Regions from separate parts of the Mus musculus genome. Here region 1 is linked to region 2. Evidence: chromatin contacts called from ENCODE Hi-C or POLR2A ChIA-PET data. All regions are on one chromosome and are shown on one strand. Each heading gives the region's core, a stretch centred on a gene start or an enhancer-like site at or near the end of the contact. The rest is flanking DNA. Distances are from core to core; before and after follow the strand shown.

Region 1 (6,120 bases), core at 2,589-5,088, 67 kb before region 2:
GTCAGTGCTCTTACCTGCTGAGCCATCTCTCCAGCCCCTACATCCCTAATTATTTTAACTTTAAGTTTTATGTGTCATCTGCAAATGTTATGACGGATGGAGAGTGGGGGGAAACAAAATTCATATCATGATGACTAATATGTTTCAAATGACCCAGAGATTTCTTCCTTTACGGCTTTACCAACTATTATCTCTCCTGAAAACTTCTTCCTGCCTATTGATCTATGTCAGATTCTAGGACCTAGCCTTCCTAGCACTGTAGCATATAAGGCAATGTTTGTCATCTGTGTACACAAACTGTGGCACTGGCCTGTAGGAGCAGCTGAGGAGTGAAGTTCCCAGTGACAAGGCAGAATTTAAATATTCTATAAGGCCTATTGGCTAACTAAAATTTCAGTAACTGTGGAAAGTTGAGAGCCAAATTCTCTATTGCTGTCCTCCTCTCCATATTAACCATTTATTTCCCCTCCTCAATGCTCAGCCTGACACCCTCCTGGCTACAGGGTCTTATGACTAGCCTTTTTGACATGTATAAACAGGTTTTTAACTTTAACATCTAACATCTGAGACCCAGAACAGAGATGTGCCTGCTTTGCTGTAACCTATCTGATGTTTCTACCAATATGGAGAGAAGAGGGTGGGAAACCCTGATTTGTAACTTGTAACATTCCTTGTTACCATAAAAACTTGTGAAACTGTTGCCACATTGAAACACAGTATTTGGGATAATCTGATTCTGTGTTACTGGGGCACTAGCAGTGGGCTCCAGAGTCAACTCTCTTATTCTCTTTAAAGTGAGCGCTATGCCTCAGTGAAGTCTGTTTTCAACATTTAAAACAGAGTCGTCTACAGTTGTGTGTAGGAGAGCTACTCTCAGACCCACTGTGAACGCTGTGGATGGTACTGAACTCTATAGAATAAACACGATAAACCTCCACTTTATCACTTAAAGGAAACACATCACGGCTGCCCTTTGTACCCTAGTTTCCGGTGCCACTTTGTCATCTTGCACTTTGTCATCATTATTAAGTAAAACAATTTTTTTACTTATTTGCTTGCTTGATCAATGGGTTGCTCGTGGTGATGTTGGGGATCAAACCAGGAGCAAGTGTTCTATCTCTGAGCACTGAGCTTTGCTCCTAGTCCTAGGTTTTGTTTTCTTTTGTTGAGATGGGGTCTTGCTATGTAGCCTGACCCAGTCATAAATTTGAAATCCTCTGCCTCAGGCTTCCTAATACTGAGAATATATGCATGTAGCAAACACACCCAGTAATATGGGGGATTGAACGTAAGTACTTCAGTACTGTGACAGTTGATCTCATAACCCAGACTGAGTGCAGAATGTATGGTAGCATATACACCATGAAGACACTAGAAGAGACAGTCTATACTCCAGGCTAGGTGGAGCTGGACAGCATGAATTTTATCATACTATTCACAGTGACATGCAATTTGAAATGTATGCAGTGGTGCCAGATTGTGGATGTGGCTCAGCCATAGAGAAATTACTTAGCTTGCACAAAGCCCTAGATTTTATTCCCACCACCCAAAAAGGTTAAAAAATAAAATAAAAATCAATCTATGAATTGCTTATTTGTGATGCTTTCCTTTAAAATTTTCTATCCTCCTTCCTTCCTTCCTTCCTTTTTTTCTTTCTTTCTTTCTTTTTTATTTATTTTTTTTTTTTGAGGCAGGGTTTGTTGTGTATCTCTGCTGTATTGGAGCTCACTCTGAAGACCAGGCTGACCACGAACTCACAGAGATCTACCTGCCTCTGCCTCCCAAGTGCTGGGATTAAAGATGTGTGCCACCACTGTCCAACATCTGTTTAATATTTTCAATCTTAGTTGACTGTGGGTGATTGAAAGCATAGAAAATGAGCCTCGGGCTGGTGAGATGGCTCAGTGGGTAAGAGCACCCGACTGCTCTTCCAAAGGTTCGGAGTTCAAATCCCAGCAACCACATGGTGGCTCACAACCATCTGTAACAAGATCTGACTCCCTCTTCTGGATTGTCTGAAGACAGCTACAGTGTACTTACATATAATAAATAAATGAATCTTTAAAAAAAAAAAAAGAAAAAAAAAAGAAAATGAGCCTCTTTCCAAAGTAAGCCTCTACCTTCCTGGTCCCACTGACTAAGGAGGACTCTGCTAATTAATTTATTAAAGGTCCTTTGCACATGATGAATGGCTTCTCTCTCAGTTCTTCAAGGTTCTTTTTTACTTTTGTCTTTCGGTGTTGAGATATGTCCTGGGCTGACCTCAAAAATACATCTGTAATCCAGGCTGGCTTTGAATTTATGGTCTTCTTACCTCCACTTCCCAAATTGTAAATTACAACTGTGTACCACAGTGTCCAGTGTATGGCTGAAGATCCAACCCAGAGTCTCATACATGCAACGCATACAATGTCAATGCTATGTAAATAGGTGTGATGCTGCATTGTTTAGGGACTAACGCCATGATGGGTAGTGGGAACCAAAAGGCATGCCCAATATGAACACGATTTTTAAAAGGAATATTTTCCATCCACAGCTGATGGACTCCACAGTTGTGAAATCCACACGTGCAAAGCGCCGGCTACCTTGACTGCCTGGGTCCTTACAGAAACAGTTCTGTGTGACAGCAAAAGCCATGATGCTCCTGGCGTGGGGAAGAAGCTAGAGCCAGGAGCCCAAGCGATGTTAACACACTAGAAAGCAAACGGCGCAAGGCATCCGAAGCAGTGGTATATATCAAGAATACCTTACGCTGCTACTAGGGGTAGTAACTTCTTAGTTGATAAAGGGAAGGGAAGGCCAGGGTCGGTGTATTTCCTTGCATGACTCACACTCTGGCCCCAGGTGTTTTCTAGAAAGCGCTGCCAAGGATTTGGAGTAGCTAACTCGGCAATGAGAATGATCAGTGAGGATGGGGTACGGTCCCCTTAAACTTCTCCAGGAGGTCTGTCTACAAAATTATTTTATTTAGCATTCTCTTTCGTAGACTAGTGTTCCCTCAAAGGGAAGCTAACTCTCATCTGTGCCAAATACATCATTTTCTAATGAGAAAGGTGAGGTTCCGAGAGCACGGAAGGATTTTCTGATGGCCACAGTGCCACATGCGGAAGAAGCAAACATGAAAAAGGCAGGTTGTGAAACAAGTATTTAATTTATGTCCCAGGAAAATTGTGACAACCTGTTTGCATCAACCATGTGTTGCTGTGACTCATTGCCCTTGAAATCTTCTCATCTATTTGATTGCTCAACTTTACATTAAAAAAAAATTTTTTTTTCACTACTAAAATTGCCCTTACTGTTGAGGGTTTTAAGGAACAAGTCAGCACTGCCCTCTACTGGTTGGCTTATATTTACTGTTAAATAAGTGGGTCCAAGGTGACGAATAGAATTTTTGAAAATGTTTCTTAATTTCAACGGCGCATACATAGAAACTGGCCAATCCGAGCTGTCTGGGTGTTCTCCTCTGCTGTTCGACTGCTCAAAATAAATTGTTGTTGTTGTTGTTGTTGTTGTTGTTGTTGTTGTTGTTTTTCTTTAAGAGACTCTTTGGCTTCCTGGTTTCCAGGACTACAACTTTGAAAGGTGAATTCAAATGTGTTAATGAAGGAGAGAGACAGAAAGGCAGATGAGACCTAGAAAAGAGAAAGAGAGCGATGGGAGAAATGTCCGGTTAAGTGGGGCTGTTTTTCCACTTTGGCAACCCTAAAAATAAGCGCAGTAAACCTCTCCTTGTGACATCAGCAGCTGTTGTGTTGACCGTGTGTCCGCTCATTCAGCGCACAGGATAACCGTTTAGCTTCTGGAGACAGAATTTCAGCTGTTGGCACTACTGCCCTGCCCGCCTCTCCCACAGTGCCAACGTTATGTTTCCATGAAGGCAGATTAAACTACAGTTTGGATGGGAGTCAGCTGGCCACATGTTACACCCGGCGTGGTAACAGTGTCACAGATGACTAAAGTCCGAGTAAAAGATTGACATTTCAATGCAAGAAAAATAAACAGTAGTAAAAGAAACTACTGTGTACCTCTCCAAAAAAAAAAAAAAAATTAAATTCTGGACTATAAATTACTGTGCCATAAACACCTAGATGCCGTTTTAAAATCTTTCATTATTCTTTAGCTGTTTTATATATGTATACAATGTATCTTGATCGTACCCTCCTCCAATTCCACTCCCATTCCTCCCAAACACCCCACCATATGCCCCTGGAATACTGGCTGAACTTGCTGGTTTGCTCTTGTGCAGACAACTAAATCTGCATCGAGGTGACAGGACAGCTGCTGATGGATGCATGTCCAGCAGGCGGCACCTCACAGCACCCGTCCCCTCCCCTGGCTCTTACATGCTTTTTGCCCCCATTTCTTCAATGCTCGAGGAGCCTCGTGGGGGTTGACAGAAATGTCCCACTCGGAGCTGATCACTCAGTAGTCACTTATCCTAAGCAGGCTGATGAGCTCTGAGTGTCTCACGCTGTCTGCTGCCCTCTGCAGAAAGATGCCTTGCTGCCTAAGGCCGAGAGCAGCACTAACCTAAGAATAGAAACATAAATATTTAGAAGACAGTTTGATGATGTGTCCATTTAGGAAAAAAGGAAAAATGGCAGTAGTAGTTTTGCCCCAGGACCTATGGTCTCCTGAACTATTGACTTTTGAGCAAATTTAGAGTAACAAGTGTGAATTCCTTCCTGTGAAGCAAGCCTCACATCCAACCAGAGAGTAGTTGGTTACGCCTATAACCTCCATGATCTGATAGTATCAGTAGACATACTAGATAGTTTTCTTTCTTTTCTTTTTTTTTAAGATTTATTTATTTATTTAATGTATGTGAGTACACTGTAGCTGTACAGATGTTTGTGAGCCTTCATGTGGTTGTTGGGAATTGAATTTTTAAGACCTCTGCCCGGCTCACTCTGGTCAACTCTGCTCGCTCTGGCCCAAAGATTGATTGATTGATTGATTGATTGATTGATTGATTGATTATATGTAAGTACACTGTAGCTGGCTTCAGATGCACCAGAGGAGGGAGTCAGATCTCATTACCAATGGTTGTGAGCCACCATGTGGTTGCTGGGATTTGAACTCAGGACCTTTAGGAAGAGCAGTCAGTGCTCTTACCTGCTGAGCCATCTCGCCAGCCCACTAGATAGTTTTCTAAGACAAAGTTAATAGAGTTAGCCTTCTTTTCTGAGTTCAATGTTCTCAAACCAGACTCTGCACCCCTTGATCTTGGGAAGAACATGGGCTTTAGTGTCTTTAGTATAGCCTTCTTACCTAGGTAGAGGTAAGAGGTAGAAACAAAAGTGTCAGATTCATATGATGTGGGGAAATTTAAATGAACTAGAATGTCTACTTTCCTTTTTTTTTGTTTTTGTTTTTGTTTTTGTTTTTTTCGAGACAGGGTTTCTCTGTGTAGCCCTGGCTGTCCTGGAACTCACTTTGTTGACCAGGCTGGCCTTGAACTCAGAAATCCGCCTGCCTCTGCCTCCTGAGTGCTGGGATTAAAGGCGTGTGCACCACGCCTGGGGAACATCTACTTTCCTTAACTGGCATACAGCAGAACATTGTTTTCTTCCCTGTCATTCAGGCTCCTGTGATGTTGTGGATGCTAGACAACTGAGCGGCATCATTTCTAAGTAACAAGCCTACGAGTCTCTCCTTCTACACCTTCCTCCTTAACTACCACCACCATCATTCGTCTAGGTGTTCAAGCCAGAAACAAGAACATCAGCCTTTCCCCAGCACACCACCACCATGCTTCCAAAGCTCCTACCTTGTCCTCAGACCCAGTGCCTTCTCCTCTGAACGAGGCTAGATTTCTTGGATCCTCTTAGGTTCAGTTCTTATTCAGCTTGCATGTTCTCAAACAACCCTTTTTACTTCTATCAGAGAACTAATCAAACTGATGGTTTGAGATTTGGAGAGAGAGAGAGACAGAGTAATACTTTCTGGGCTATGGGCATGAATGAAGTATACAGTATTTTGATTTTTGCCTCTAAGTTCTCACATTGTACCAACTACAGGAAGATGAAAAACATTGATAGACTAAATGAAAGGATGGATAGGTGGGTAGACTACAGGATTTGTTTATTTTATTTTGTTTTATAGTATGCACAAGAATAT
Region 2 (6,606 bases), core at 3,588-6,087:
TTCTGTGGCCCTGAGTAATTGCTACCTCTCTGGAGATTGGTTTTCTCTTCTGTAAGGGAGGAGTACCATAGTCCTTGGCCTGCTCACTCGCAGAGTTTGACAGAATTACGCTGACAGGTCTCTGACTATGCTGATAAAAGACTTCATTGTGATGGTCATTTATTTCATCACTCCTTTCCAACCAAGCTGTCATTGGTGAGGATGAAAACTGTTGCCACTTCACTTCCAAGGATGTGGTTTAGTTTAGGATCTCGCACAACGCCAGGAATAGATGAGAAACACCAAGGTGAATTGTTTTCAAGGAGTCCCCTTAAAATTTGCTAGTAGTAACTAATTAAAAATAGTTCTCCAGGGCTGGGAAAATGGCTCAATCTGTAAAGTGCTTGGCTATGCAAGCGTGAGGTGCTGATTTCAGATTCTCCATATACATCTAAAAAAGCCAGGTGTGCCAGGCTTATACTAGCCAGGTGTAATCCTAGTATAGGGGAGATGGAGCCAGGAGGCAGCGGATAGAGGCTTCCACACATGCATGTGGCTGCACACCCACATATACGTACATACACATCCACTGCCCTCAGTTACCCAGCTACCTCCCATCCCCCTTTACTAAGCTTTCTTCTCACTCTAACATTTGTTTTCAAGTCACCTCCTCCACCATGGCACCTCATTTTATTTATTTACTCTTTGTGAATGTCCCTCATTATAAGGCCAGTTTGTGGGGGCAGGGACCATTCTTATTGATGTCACTGACCACAGGATCCAGCCCAGTGCCTGGCACACAATGACTATCTGTCAAACAGAGGCACTTATCTGATAAGAGCTAGTGTTAAGCCACCCGCTGGGTCGAGGGGAAACCTTTCACCAGGACTTGGCTGGTAGCGCTCACACTTCACATGTTTCTCAGGGACCAGGAGGCACAGAGGCAGCAGAAGATGGCTGGCTACCCCGCCCCCCACCTCAGTGGTGATGTCACACAGGGCATTGAGTCTAATCATTCCCACTCTTTAACAGTCCTGTAGACAGCTGTTTTTCATTACCATGATATGGTGAGGGGGGAGAGGGAGGGAGGGGATGGGGTGGGGTACCCCATCCCTGAATGAGATCAGTTTAGGGCTATCTCATATGTTCAAGTTCAGGAGAAAGTGGGTAACAGAAACTGCATTTTGGATTAAACTATTCAAATCAAGAAAGAGAAAAATGAGGGCAAGAAAGGAAAAGGAAATAAAAGGAGTACAGAAGAAAGGGAGAAGAGAGTCAAGAAGAAAGCAGACAAGAGGATACATGAAGTGGCTATGGGAGAAACAAAAGCCCAAACCAGGTAGTGAAGCAGACAGAGGAAAGGACAGATGGATCTCTGGCCTACTTGGCTTTGTGCTTGGGTAGTGCTCAGCTTGCTGTGGAAGGATGGTTGGCTGGCTGGGGGAGGGGGCTTCTCAGGCATCCTGGAGGATCATTTACATGCGGGGTGGGGGTGGGGGAGCACTCTGAGAGGCCTGGGTTAGGCCACCTCAGGACTGAGCCTCTGGATGCATCCATCATAGTTATTCAATAAGAATGTAACCCCCCAAATTTTTTCTTTTAAAATCAGGATTGTAGAGGAAAGGGAGAGAGTACTGAGTTTAAATTAAATACCTCATCTTTAATAACGGAGAGAGTATTGAGTATACTAGGCTTTAATTTCATATATTAATAGTTTTAGGGGTTTGTTTGTTTTTATTTTTTGAGACAGGGTTTCTCTGTATAGCCCAGGCTATCCTGAAGCTCACTCTGTAGACCAGGCTGGCGTCTCACAGAGATCTGCTGGCCTCTGTCTCCTGAGTGCTGGGATTACAGGTGTGTGCCAGCACTGGCCTACCCTAATAGTTCATGTTTCGTATTAAGTGTATTGGGCTTTAGCTTCCCTGTGTCTTTGCCTCAAGTCTCTCAAGTCCTAGGCAACGGGAACACAGTAAGTTCAGAACTTTGACACTTTACCTTTTGACTTCCTTTCTCTGTGTGTGTGTGTGTGTGTGTGTGTGTGTATACATATATATGCAGAATATGATGGTTTTAGATATGTAAAATGATCAAACTGATATTTAACCAAGACTTCAACAGGGGTTAGAGGATTAATTAAAGTCTTACAGTTAAAACCTGAAAAACAGTTATCCCTCTTATTTCCAAAGTCCCTTTCCTCATGGTGGTCGCATCTACAATCCCAGCACTCAGAAGGCTGAGGAAAGTGTGAGTTTCAGGACAGCCAGGGCTATGTGTTTCTGAGGTAATATGTGCATATTGTGTCTAAGTGTTAGAAATTCAGAGACTTAATCTTGGTGACTTGAGACTGGTCATAAAGGAAGAACTAACACCTGGGAAGTAGCAAACACAACAGATAAAGGCTTGGCTGTGCCTTCTTGTCTGAATGTAAGAATGGGATTGAGAAAGGCTTCCTGTAGGAACTAAGAACTTCCTGTAGGAACTGGGCGTGCCACATCTTTGACTTTTACTTGGCTGTTTATTTTTGAGACCCTGTTTCAACACCACCACCAAAAATTTGATAATAGAAGGGAATATCAAAATCAAATAACTTTCATTAGACAATATTAATGTCTAATTCCGAGTTCCTAAATGTTAAATTTATGGCCCACAAGTTTCCTCATTCACACTACAAATGGTGTCCAGAGACACAACTGACTGGCTGTCTGTGATATACTGACTGGTCAGACTCCTGGAAAAAGAAATCTCATCATTATATTTTATATATTACATACTATATCAAATTGTATTTTTTCTTACCTCTTCTGTTACTCAAGTTTTCTTACAAAGATAGGACAGAGAGACTACAGGAATGTAAACCTAAAAACCCAGACAAAAACCTCCCAATTTCCTATCATGTGTACTGCCACAGATGACTCAGCTCTTCAACGAGAAAATGTATTGTTTAAGAGCACTGTAGACAGGTGTGGTGGTAGGGATGTGGAAGCAGGAGGACCAGTTAAAGTAATCCTCAGTTTCACAAGAGTCAGCCTGGGAAAGCCAAGACTCTGTACACACACAGACAGACACACAGACACACAGAGCACTAAATGGTGGCTGTCACAACATGACTTTTGTATGCCCATCGTGCAGTAACTTGTTTTAAGTATTAATAGTAGTACTAAGAATTGAGTCAGGTATGGTGGCACATGCTTGTACTATCAGCAATCCAGAGGCAGTCTGGGAGGATCCTTGTATGTTTGAGGCCAGCAAGCACTACATAGAGACCTTGTCTCAAAAACAAAACAAGCACATAACAAAAACCCTAACCAGGGCTGAGGACAGAGCTTAATGGTTGAGGACTTGACATGGTTTTAATCCTCAGCATCCCCACTTAACAAAACCTAAACAACATATTGTATATAATAATAAAACAGCATTTCATTAAAAGATTTCGCACCTAATTTCATTTATTTCTGCACTTGTATAGAAAAGAATTAAGAACTGTATAGTGAATTTTATTTTTACTTTATATACCTGGAGGTGCTACAAATTCATCGTATTCCCAAAATACTGAGTGATTTGGAGGGTCAGTGAAGATAGTGTCTGCTGGGAATTGGCAGTCTCACATGTGGTCCTGCCATTGATGTCAGGTGTAAAAGTGAAGAAAAGGGAATCATCTTCCATAAGTCGTGGTGAAAATATCAGAAATGGTTACCACAACATCCAAAATAGAGAAATAGTTTGCGGGATGACAGCCGGCAAAAGCAGGTTGTATTTGATCTAAGAGTCAAGACAATGGAGTGGTTTATAAGAGACACGAAGTAGCGGGGTGGCAAACTGCAGTAAGCACCAGAGAAAAGGGGAAGGCCTTACTGAAATTAATCTTGTTACTGGTCTGAACTCAATTTGGCTAATAGTTTTAGTATTTTTTTTTTTAAAGCATTAGCCTATTTCAGCGGAATATATGCTTTTTCTTTGTATTATATCAGAATCTCTCTTAAACTTCTATTCCTGCGAATTTGGTTGTAAGGGTTAAGCTGGTGACTGAAAAGCTGGGAAGGCACACCCAACCAATGGGAACTCATACTGGTGATGTACTGCTTTCCAGCTCTGATTCATTGGCTGCCTAGGGTTTGTCATTCTATCCCGGCGTCGGCAAGCAGCGTGGGTCGGGTTTTCTGTGGTCGAGCTAGCTAAACTGGATTTTGGCCGCCTGCACGTGCAGTTACCTTTTGCTCATCTCTAGCTCTCCGTGAAAGCAGCTGTCACGTTTCTGATTATCCTCTAGATTTTGAAAAACCCTCGGTTCCATTAGCCCCACTGGAGGTCTTTGGAGGTGCCCGTTGAGCCCGAATCACGTGACCCCGTAACGTGCACATAAATACAATTCGGAATCCCTGCAGGGACTCGGGGACAACCCGCGAGAAGCTCTAGCTAGGCACGTGTCCCAAGGCGTGAACGGTTTGCACACGCACGTCTGCGGTATGGCCGCGGCACTCGTGTGCGCCTCGTGGGGTCGAAGGGGCAGGCTGAGTCCCCTGTGCCGGGCGCTAACCGAGACTGCACCTGGAGACCGGCGTCCGTAGGCAGGTGTAAGAGTCGGGTGCGGACGACGACGACAGCCGGGTTTGGAGAGGCCCTCTGCGCCCTAGCGCGAAGGCCGCGCGCCTGGCTCGCACCCAGGACGTCCACGCTCCCTAGGGATCGGCCCGCGGCAGCGACCTGAGGAGCAGCGCAGGGCAGTGACGTCACCGCCGCCCCTCCCCCGCCCAAGCCGCAGTTCCGGCCCTCCCACATCCGGGTCTCTCCAGCCCATGGGCCGCGCCGCAGCTGCAGGGCCGGGGGTGGGGGAAACGGCGGCGCGGGGCGGGGCGGGGCCGGGCGAGGGGCAGCGGTGTCGAGAGCGCGCGTGCGCGGGGCCGCGCTAGAGGCGGCGGCGGTGGCGGCGCTAGGGGCGGGAGCGCGCGCAGGAGCTAGAACGCCGTGGTCTCCGCGCCGGCCGGGTCCGCAGCTCGGGATCGGGTGGCTGGGGCGGGGGGAGGGGGGCCCAGGCAGGTGGGGCGGAAAGCGATGAGTCCTCGGCGCCTCCTCCGCCTCCCGCGGGCCCCGCTCTCTGCCTCCCGCTCCGACGCCCGGATGATCTGAGCCGCGAGGGCTCCGAGAGCCGGGGGCCCGGACCCAGCCCGGCTCCTCCCCTCCTCCGCCCGGGCCCGGCCGCCGTCGCGGGACCCCGTGCCCGGCCGCCGTCGCCACCGCCGCCCCGGCCGACCGAGGGACCCGCCCGCCCGCGGCTGCTCCGGGTAAGCGCGGCGCGAGGGCGAGGAAGAGGGCGAGGGCGGGCGGGCGGAGGGCCTGTGCGGCGGCGGCCAGGCCTGGGGCCTGTAAACAAGCCGGGCGTCTGCCCGGGCGATCCCGGGAGGAGACGCGACAACTCCACCCCCTGGGCGGCCTCCTCCCCGAGCCCGCGCCGGGTGGCGAGGGGTTAACACGCGGCGGGGGCGGAGGCGGGGTGTGTGCGGCGGCTGGGAGGGGGCGCGACCCTCGGCCGGGCGGGGCGGACACTGGCGGCCGCGGAACTTTCGGGGAGCCTGCAGCGGGGTCTCCCCTTGAAGCAGATCAGCCCGTGAGTTCACTGGATTTGGAGACTCACCCGCTGGGTTGAAAGTGAGGCCCCCAACTCAGTAGTGATGCCTCCATTTCATTCATTATTCCGGCTTGGAGCAAACCCATTGAAGTAAACTACAGGTTTTGCATCATTTTGGCCTGATATATTGGAGGAAAGTTCTTTATGTTAGAGTTTAGTTTAGGCTTGGCTCCCTTCTGCTTGTAGGTTGTAAACACACTCGGATCCCCTTCTTGAAAGACAGCTGGCTGTGGAGAGCCTTCTGCCAACTGGAGTTTTAGATCTTTTGCAAATTTCATCATCCAAAGTGTTTTTCTCTTTTCTCAAACACTACACGATACTTAGAAATCCACAAAGGTCAGAGTCTAAGCAATCTACGATGCCGCCCCCACCCCAAGTTTCCTGATAGTTGGAATAATGCTCCTGGTATATTTTTAACCGCGCGGTTAGAGTATAAGGAGATTGGCATTGTTTGAGAAGAATAAATGATTTTGACGTTACGAAAATGAGTAGTTTTCCACGGTTCAGAGAAAAAAACAAAAACAATCTTTTTAAACCCTGGCTTTCAGATTTCAAACATGACTACTACTGGATGGAGGAGAAGCCTGCTGAAGAATCATAGAACTTAAATGATTGTTTTCTGGGCCTTAGGATTTTAGGGTTTCTGAGGGCTCACTACATAGTGCTTGGTTCTCACCTCCCTTTAACCTTTTCTGTATTCTGGGCCTTTGCCAAAGATTATTTCTGTAGTTACAGATGAGGAAACTAAGGACCAGAAAGATAGTGAGCACACACCCACATACTTATCTTCAATACCGCCTTTATTGCCTTAATGTCTGCTTGACTGTTTAATAATTTGAAGCACAAAGCAGATCATCTTCCCAGTGCTACAGTTCTGGGCTGCATTTTTGTGTGTGTGTGTGTTTGTTTGTTTTGCATTGCTGGGGATAGATTTAGCTCGGGGCCTCTTGAATGGTGCAAGACCAAGTTCTCCTCACTTGTCTTGTATATACCTGATTGAACAG

Evidence for each region. A loop is a pair of places that touch in the nucleus more often than their neighbours do. ChIA-PET counts read pairs that join two places held with the same protein, here RNA polymerase II (POLR2A).
Region 1: a map of heart shows a loop between it and region 2 (3-fold over the local background). The contact joins the enhancer-like site here to the promoter of Ppm1a in region 2. A Hi-C loop is called at or near these places in 1 of 37 maps with a recorded cell type or tissue (heart). POLR2A ChIA-PET finds 5 or more read pairs at or near these places in 2 of 5 experiments (Patski and embryonic stem cell).

Annotation. Positions count from the first base shown.
Region 1 is chr12:72,690,801-72,696,920 of GRCm38, forward strand. No RefSeq gene overlaps it. Among named protein-coding and RNA genes, the nearest start is that of Dhrs7, 29 kb to the left of the region's middle. Within about 2 kb of position 3,839, at least 1 of the 3 ENCODE cell types and tissues checked has a DNase peak (open chromatin) inside an H3K27ac peak, as active enhancers do.
Region 2 is chr12:72,756,374-72,762,979 of GRCm38, forward strand. It overlaps Ppm1a (protein phosphatase 1A, magnesium dependent, alpha isoform), which reads left to right and starts at 4,838. Exons shown (of 6, transcript NM_008910.3): 1 at 4,838-5,258.